3 separate regions of the Mus musculus genome follow, and all the other regions are linked to region 1. Evidence: chromatin contacts called from ENCODE Hi-C or POLR2A ChIA-PET data. All regions are on one chromosome and are shown on one strand. The core of a region is the stretch at or near the end of the contact, and the rest is flanking DNA. Distances in the headings are between cores, read along the strand shown. Region 1 holds the start of Slc20a1 (solute carrier family 20, member 1). Region 2 holds the start of Mertk (MER proto-oncogene tyrosine kinase). Region 3 holds the start of Tmem87b (transmembrane protein 87B).

Evidence for each region. Hi-C counts contacts between places; a loop is a spot of excess contacts on that map. ChIA-PET counts read pairs that join two places held with the same protein, here RNA polymerase II (POLR2A).
Region 2: a map of heart shows a loop between it and region 1 (2.2-fold over the local background). The contact joins the promoter of Mertk here to the promoter of Slc20a1 in region 1. A Hi-C loop is called at or near these places in 1 of 37 maps with a recorded cell type or tissue (heart). POLR2A ChIA-PET finds 5 or more read pairs at or near these places in 1 of 5 experiments (Patski).
Region 3: POLR2A ChIA-PET joins it to region 1 with 12 read pairs in embryonic stem cell. The contact joins the promoter of Tmem87b here to the promoter of Slc20a1 in region 1. POLR2A ChIA-PET finds 5 or more read pairs at or near these places in 3 of 5 experiments (Patski and embryonic stem cell).

What each region holds. Positions count from the first base shown.
Region 1 is chr2:129,197,318-129,200,182 of GRCm38, reverse strand. Slc20a1 (solute carrier family 20, member 1) reads right to left here and starts at 1,410. Exons shown (of 11, transcript NM_015747.2): 1 at 1,191-1,410; 2 at 119-734. The coding sequence starts at 464.
Region 2 is chr2:128,697,546-128,700,410 of GRCm38, reverse strand. It overlaps Mertk (MER proto-oncogene tyrosine kinase), which reads right to left and starts at 1,496. Exons shown (of 19, transcript NM_008587.2): 1 at 1,308-1,496. The coding sequence starts at 1,365. It overlaps Gm39931 (a long non-coding RNA gene), which reads left to right and starts at 1,909. Exons shown (of 5, transcript XR_001783466.2): 1 at 1,909-1,997; 2 at 2,495-2,596.
Region 3 is chr2:128,816,892-128,819,756 of GRCm38, reverse strand. Tmem87b (transmembrane protein 87B) reads right to left here and starts at 1,454. Exons shown (of 19, transcript NM_001355629.1): 1 at 1,254-1,454. The coding sequence starts at 1,418.

The sequences.
Region 1 (2,865 bases), core at 161-2,660:
CTGAAACAGAATTAATCAGATTTTGTCAGGTAGATGGCAAAACTGTTACATAAGCAGTGCGTCCTTGCGGAGAGAAGGTTCAAGACTGGAGCGAACATAAGGTATAACTACAACTTACCAAACATAGCACTGACGGAGCCAGCCATGAGCAGATCTTGAGTTTCGTTGTACAGCTCCACATCTATCAAGCCGTTCCGGATGGTTTCGCTCACTTTGGCCCCCAGCAAGGCGGAGCCCACAGTTTCGAAGATGCTAGCTAAGATGCAGGCTTGCTTCAGGGTCACTACACCTGAGCCTACAGCTGTACCGAACGAATTTGCTACATCATTGGCTCCCACGGAGAATGCCAAGACAAATGCAATGATGAAGCCCAGGATGAGCATCCATAGATTGTCATACTTCGGTGGAGCGGAAGCAGTAACAGCAGCTAGGGTACTAGTAATCGTTGCCACAGTAGATTCCATTCTCTAGTGTAGTGGTTCTTTAAATAATAAGAGAATTACTAAGCGGCTTTTGAGATGTGTAAACGGAATGAGGTATCAAAATGCTATAATAAATAGTATATATTATATAAAATTAAATACTGTAAACTACGGCACGGAAACCGAGCTGGGGAGTTACTGCTATACGCTGCTGCGTCTGGGCGTCTGTTGTCTGGGGTTTCTTTGGCTCTGGAGGGCTAAAAGCACGGAGCAGAATTCCATGGCGGATTAGAGAAAGGACGCAAGTTCATCCTGGGGGGACGAAGTGGAAGAAAATAACAATAGCGGCGCATCTCTGGGAAGAGGGCAGCCTGGGACTCCGCATAGTCCCCCCCCCCCCCGCCCGTCACTTATGTCTTCAGTCCCCCAAACGCTGTGCAAGGTGGGGCACAGGGCGATCTCTGTGCTCCCCCACCCCCCACCCCGTCCCGCCCCGCCCCGCCCCACGAGTTCTGTTCAGTCTCCGGCCGCTTGCCCGCGCGCGCCCTCCGTGGATGATCGGAAAAAAGACCATTCCCGCGCGCGCCTGCCGAGGACCGCCGAAAAGGCCCGCGGAAGGGCGCGGCGTGCGTGGGGAGGCGGGAGGAGGACAGCAGCGTAGCGGGGTCCTGCAGCCTGCATCCCACCCCCGCCAGCCAGCTCCCCACACCCGAGCCCACTCCAGAGAAGAAAGGACCTTTGCACCACCGGTGCCGCGCCGCCACTCACCAAAGGAAACTGAGGGCCGAACAGAGAGACCAGAAGAACGAGACTGAGGCAGGCTCGAGCCACGGTCGCACAACCCAGGACGGCAACACCGGGCACAGCACGGAGGGACTCTCTACCCACTCGTGAAGCAGCCGCGGGCGCCTCAGCAGGCGAGAGGTGAAAACACGCAACGCGCGCCGGCGGCCATCATATAGAGAGCATGCCGCCGGCTCCTATTTATAGCCGGTTCTGCGCCCCACGTGACCTGCCGAGCCTCGCGCCCGCCCGAGGTCCCGCCTCCGATGTGACGCAACCACAGGCTGGTCGGGCGCGCCTAGCCGGGTGAGCTGGGCAGCGGCGCTGATTGGCCTGGACGTCCCCGGGGCCCCGCCCCCAACGAGGAGCTGGTCCACGTGGGACTGGCTGGCCGCCTCCCTGCAGCCTCGCCCGGGTTATCCTGTCTGCGCTGGCCACGCCGGGTGGCTGCGGGCGGGGACTGTGGGGGAGTCTCGCCCAGACACGCGGGGACTGAGGCCGCCACCAAGGTCGTTCCGAGTTTCTCCCACGCGGGCCCGGGTCAGCTCGGTGGCGACGCGGAAGAGCGGGTGTGCTGAGACTTGCCCTTGGCCGGACCCGATCTGTACCTCGCCCGGAGAGGGTGGAGGGATCTCACGTGGCCACCTCGCTCCCGCAGTCACGCACTTGTGTGAAAACGGAAAGATTCGGGAGTCACGAGGATAGGCTTGCGTTCCCAGCTGTGGCACTGCGCTGAGGGAGAGCCATGGGTCATTAGTTTCCCGGCGCCGGACCTCCGTTTTAGGAGCCCCGGCTATGGCGCAGCGGGGAGGATGTTACTTTGGATTCGAATTCTTAACTCATATTTGCTGCAGTGTGTCACCTTGAACAAACCCTAGGTCTCCTCAAGCCGAGTGCTCTGGAACGAGAAATAATAGCAGAGTGAGAGAGACTGGAGGACGGGTTGGAATTGTGTGTAAAGCACAACAAAGATGCATTTCCTGTCAGCTCATCGGGGCTAGTGGCGACAGGCAGTACTAATTCAGGTATTCTGGTTACAAGTTCTTACCCAGTAAGGAGAATCATATTAGCTAAGATATAAGCATGTGACTGGAACTCAATAGATGTTCAGGAAATGAACCTTCATTTCCTCGTTACTTTTTTTTTTGAATGTGCCTGTTTTAGAATATAGGAAAAGGTTACAGAGGATGTCCTCATCCTGAAAGTTTTCCCATCCCCTTTTGAAATAAAGATTGCTTCCTGGTCCCCTACATGGTATAAGGTTGTAGTTCTGACAATGGATTAGTTCGTTTTATTGCCTAAGCTCAGAACTAACTAGTCACCACTCCTTGGGAGATTTAAGTTATGTGGGTTATAAAGAAACTTAAGAATTCCAGCCAGAAATACCCGGTTTAGAACGCTCTAAAACGCTCTCTGCTCTCCAAAGGTAGGGCAACGAATAGCAGAAACAAACATGTTGTAAATTATAACTTCACAGGAGTGTCCTGTGACCTATAATTTGGTAGACTCAGAATCTCGTATAGGTTATACAGGTCTATTGACCTCAAGGTCATGGCTGGAAAACAACCTTCATGTTCCAGGACACTGACCCCAGTGTGTAATTCTGGCATCTTCAAATGCAACACTCTTTGCCCTTACTTCTTTCCAAGGTCATAAAACA
Region 2 (2,865 bases), core at 247-2,746, 500 kb after region 1:
AAAGCATAGATTTAAAAATATCAAACAAAAGCTTTGGTTCCTATCACTCTTCCCATGCTTATGACAGTCACAGCCTCCAAAATGACGCGTGGCCTGCTAGGGCTAGTAGCAAAAGTATACCCGACTTTCAGCGGATTATTAAGAACAGTCCTGGCAGAAAGGCTGAGGAACTTTTGAGGGTTTAGTAATGGAGAATAGAGTGGTCTCAGTTCTTAGCTCGTTTTTTGGCTGTTGATGTTTGTTGCAAATTGTCACGTTGCCTCAAACTACAAATTGCTTATGTAATTTAATGTGCAAGGAAAGAATTGTTTAAAAAAGAAAAAGAAAAGAAAAGGAAAGAAAAGAAAAAAAAGCTCATTTGAGCAAATGAACTTTGAGAGGAAAAATGAGGTTTGTAGCTAAACCATAAACCAAACTTTCCTTAAAAGACAAACTTTAGTCTACCAGATTCAAGATCAAAGAGACAAAATTACACTCCGAATAGAAACAGATCTTTTAGGGCAGGAGCAATACCTGAAGGAACAATACCTGAAATGTGCTTGCTTATAGTAGTCTTCCAACCCCTCCTGCGTCTATTTCTTTTTGGAAAAACCTTGTTTTGTTTTCCCCCCAGCAGCTTCTTTACAAAGTGCCTCAGTGTCATCTGTTGGAGGAACCTGCCATACTTGTTTGCGCTAATCAATCCAGCATGTCAAATTGAACCGCTTGTGAGAGCACTTGTGGTCTGAGCACTTGTTTGTGCTACCCAAACAAAAAAGATTCCGCTCCACAGTAATAATAGTGAAAGGACCGTATCGTCCCCCTCGGCTTTTTGCAGGCTTCTTACACTCACAGACAGGCTGTCCCTACAAAGGAGGGCTAACACAATGTTCAGCAGAGCCCAGGGGAGAAGCCAGAACTAGTCTTTCCCTGGCGGGACACCTAGCCTCCAAGCAACGCCACGCGCTAACGGTGACATCCAACTTTTGCAGCTACTTATTGGTTCACGGCGTGGAATTACCTTGGAATCCTCGGTCTATGATTCGCAGAAACCCCGCCAAAGCTCGGCAAGGCTAGACAGTGTTGAGGGTAAAGTTCTTGGTGCATGCCACGCCAGACCTGAGTTGCATTTCTTAAAGGCTCAAACTTCGCTGCTCCCAGAGCGCCCAACCGGGCTTGAGGTCTTTCTCTGTGGTAATGGGAAGCTCTCGGTTCCCATCGGTTCTACTAAGACGTGCACCCCAAGACCCGGCTAGGGAGCCCCCATAACCCTCTACGGCTCGCTGGAATGAGTAGCAGCTCCCGGAGACCCTGCAACCTGCACTCACCTCCACTCCAGAGCGCGGGTAGCAGCAGCAGCCCCAGTAGCAGTGGGGCCAGAACCATCGCGGGGCCGCGGATCTGGCAGTTCTCTCCGGACAGATGCACGTATCCACCAACGTCCCAAACTCGCCAGTCGCCGAGGGCGCGTGCGAAGCGCCTCAGTCCCGGCCGCCCGGGCAGCAGGCGCCAGAGTGGCAGTGCGGAGTTGGGGATCGCAGGAGTCCTAAGTTAGAAGAGGCGGGCCCAGGGCTCAGGCCCGGGAGGGGCCAGCAGGTTGGAGTGGACAGGGGCGGGAAGGGGGAAGGGCAAAGAGAGCAAAGAAGGATGGAACTGGAGGAGGGGGCGGGAAGGGGAGGATCCAAGGACAAGCCCTAGGGAGGGTGGAGGGGCGGGGCAGAATGGAACTTGGGTCAACTCCAGCAGGTTAACCCCTGGCTTGAGTGTGTAGGAAATCTGGAAGGGAGGTGCTGGAGGAGATGGAACAGAGCTAAGGAGGGCCACCATCTTGAGCTAAAAGGACCGAGAGACGGAGAGGAAGGGGAGGGGGCTAAGAAAGAAAATAATCGGGAGGATGATCTCTGGCTACTTGGTTACATCAGAGGAATCTCACTCTGTATGGGTAGGTAGAAGGGATTGGAAAGGGTAGAGGCCGAATTTAGTGGAGAGCGACGGATGCAACTCCAAGACCTTTAAAGGTTAGTGGGTCCAGCTGCTTTGGAGGGGCAGCGATTCTGCAGTTCAGGCTCTACTGGCATAAGAGGTCCTAGCAGCTGCATTCCAGAGGCTGTGGCCGCCGTGGCAGCACACCCTGCTTGCCAGGTCCTCCCCCTGGCTACTGAAACGGAGTGCAAGAGCGGACCCTGGCGTCAAGATCTTGCAACCTCCACCCCAGAGGTTAGCTCGGGGAGAACTAAGCCGAATCCTGTAAGGAAAGAGTTTGAAACAGGGATGGAAGAAAGTGCTGTTACAGGAAAGGGTGGGAGGCCCAAACCACGGCATCAGATTGTGAATCTCAAAGAAACGGAAGGCGTATGAGGCTTTCTTAAAGGAAATAGAATGATTTGTTTTTCTTTGGAGATAAGATCACATTAGAGCCCAGAGTAAACCACCCTGATAAATTTAAAGTATTTATTACTGAAACTGAGGACAGACCCATACGCACTGTGATACAATAAGCTCCTTGCATCTCTAGCCCTGCAGGAGGACATCAAACCAGAAGCGCTGGATTAAACAGACCCTTGATTGGTGCTTGATGTGAAAGAGCCCAGTTTACTGTGGATGGTGCCATTCCCGGGTAGGTCATTCAGGGATGCATAAGAAAGCAAGCTGAGCAAGCCAGTAAGCAGTTCCTCTATGGTTTGTGCTTAAGTTCTGGCCTCCAGGTTCCTGCCTCGAATTCCTGTTCTGACTTTCCTTCATGATGCATTTCAACTGTAAGCTGAAATAAATTCCCAAGTAGCTTTTGGTCATCACAACAATAGAAATCTACGTAGGACAGACAGGGTCTTGCTATGCTACCTAGGCTGGACTTGAATTCCTGGTTGTGCAAATATTCCAGCCTTC
Region 3 (2,865 bases), core at 205-2,704, 380 kb after region 1:
CAGGAAACCATAAAGTGTGCTTCAACAAACATTGCTTTTTATTGATGAGAAATACAGCCATAGAGATGGGCAGGCCCTATCGTGGTAAGTATACAAAGACATGTTTCATTCTCTCTGTTCTAAAAGATACATTTCTGACAACTTGATATAAGAAAAAAATAATCATCCTGCTTTTTGCAAAAAAAGGCTGCTGACACTACCAGCCTGAGCTACACAGGAAATAAACTCAGCCTGAACAAAGCATATGACAGCTAAAAAAAAAAAAAAAAAAAAAAAAAAATACTGGGCACCTACTCAGAAGAATCTCAAACGCAATGAATACACTGAGCCGGGCCACAGAATGAAGCCTACACTTGAGCCTCTGCAGTTTTGTGTTTGGAAGTATGTGCACCTTCTGATACTACTTTTGGTTGAAGGAATATAAATATAAATGTCACCTTTAGAACTTAGACGCTGTTTCCACACATCCCAAGCAGATCTGGGCGAGTCATCTGACTCTGGACTCAAGACAAGGCCGCTTCCCGATATCCTGTCTCTTTTGCAAGACTTTGCACAATTTGGTCTCTGCCTTCTTCCCACATCATCTCTTAACCATACAGGACGTCAAGTTCTCTAACGGCCTGCCCAGTTACGGAAGTTTTCATCCATCAGACTCGCCCTTTAAACACTCTTAAGCAAACACCCTGTTCCACAGACACGCGCAGAAGTCATGAACACTAAGGAATATACAGAAACTCAAGAAAAATAAGAGAGGCGAGGTGACTTTATGCACGACTGTAGAGCACACTCAATTTATGCTCTAACAGAAAGGCTAGACAAACCTTGTGGCCTTGTGGATGTGGCCCCAGTAGTAGTAACCTAGCCGAAGTATTCGGTCCCAGCGATGCCGCTGGGAATGCAGAGATTGGGGCTCTGAACTGAAGAAACAAAAGCAAGATCTAGAGACACCGTGTCAGGACAGTGAGAGGCGGGTGGAGAGCCTCGCGAGCAGCAACAACATTTGGAAAGGGAAGCCGTCTTAGGAAAGCACAGTGGGACCGCTCTTCCCAGAAGCCTAGGCAGAGGAGGGGGACGCTCCCTTCCCAGAGCCCACTCTAGACAAAAGGCTCAAGAAGCGCGTCAGAGGACCCACCGCTGGTCCCAGAGAGCCCTAGTGAATGTGCCCAAGGCCAGACTGGTCCGCAGGCGGAGCTATCCAGCCAGGGCCCTGGAGCCTAAGAAGCGCCACGCCTCAGTCCCTACAGAGCACTTACGTCATTGACCGTCCTCGTCCAAAGCCCGAGCTCGGGGACTGCGTCCACAGCCGCCGGGACCCAGCACAGGAGACACAGGGCAACTCGCAGCAGCTGGGCCCCGGCGGGCCGGCGGCAGAGGAGGCTGGGAAGGAGGCCAGCCTCAGACCGACAGGCGGCAGCCATCTTGACGCGGACGCCGCACCTGCGCTCCCGGAACCCGGCCACGCCCCGGGGCCGCACCTGGCTCAGCTCCGCCCCTGAAGGGGCGTGCCCACGAGGGGAACGAGAGCACGGGCGTGAATGCGGAGGGGGTCTTGGGCTGAAGCGGATAGGCGCTGTTAGAGGAAATAGGCTCAAACCTGGAGCAGGGCTTCAGGGCCAGGCCTGGAAGGAACCGAGGAAGTGTGGAGGGAAGGGAAGAGAGTCCAGAGGGAAACCCGCCCACGGAGGGGGCGGGGCCTGGGAGGTGGGGCCGGGTGGAGGCGGGGCTGAGAAGGTGGGGCCGGGAGTGGAGGCGGGGCCAAGACCTTAATTGGGGCGGGACTATGGGCACGGGGCGTGGTAGGGAGGCGGGGCCTTCCCGGGAGAAGGGAAGGCGGAACCAAAGTGTGGAGGCGGGACTACAAGATTAAAAGGGCCGAACCTGGGCGGAACTAGAAGCTGCTTTAAGGGGAAGGTTGTGTGTAGAAAGATGGAGGCGGGGAAAAGAACAGGGAGAGGAGGGGGAGGAAAAAGAGGCAGGGCCTTAAGGGAAACTAGAAAGGAAAGACCTGGCTGCAACGCAGTTGAAAGGTCAGCTTGCAGAGCAGGGCCCCGAGGATAATGGGGCACTCTAATGACAAGTTGCAGAAATGAAGATCCTAGTACTTGGGAGGTGGAGGTAGGAGGATCGTGGGAATTCAAAGACAGCCTATAGCCACATAGCAAGCGTGAGACCAGCGTGAGCTGCACAAGCTTGTCTAAAAGCAAAACAAAATACTTGTCAACTAAGGGGAAAAAATTGTTTCGAGAGCAATAGTCAGGTCTCACCAGTAGGTGGCACTAGGAAATTGATGTTTTATATGAATTTGAATCTTTCCTGAAGGTGTTTTTTTAGTCCCGATTAGATTCAGTAGGAGTTACTGTTTATACCTCTAATTTCCTTATTTTAAAATAGTTAACTATTTTTCAAGCACATTTAAGTTCACAGTAAAATCGAGAGGAATGGATCTCTAGAAAGTTCTAATATCGCCCTGGTCACCAGCTTCCTCTGCTAGCAACATTCCACACTACAAGGAGTACCTTTAATAGAGACCATTAAACCAGTAATCAATTCAGAACTGTATCTTACGGCTCATTAAATATCTCACAGAGGTATCGATCTCCGAGTAATAGACTAAACAGGGAGTTTACCTTATTGAAGAGCAAATGGAATATTGAGATGGTCCTGAGGTTAAAGGCACTTGCTGCCAAAGCTGACTACCCACAAGGTCCCAGAAACAGACTCTGGAATGTTGTTCTTTAACCCCCAAATACTTCCCACTCAATACATAAGTAAAATGTAATTAACATTTTAAAAGAGTAATTATGGGCTGGCGAGATGGCTTAGTGGTTAAGAGCACCCGACTGCTCTTCTGAAGGTCCAGAGTTC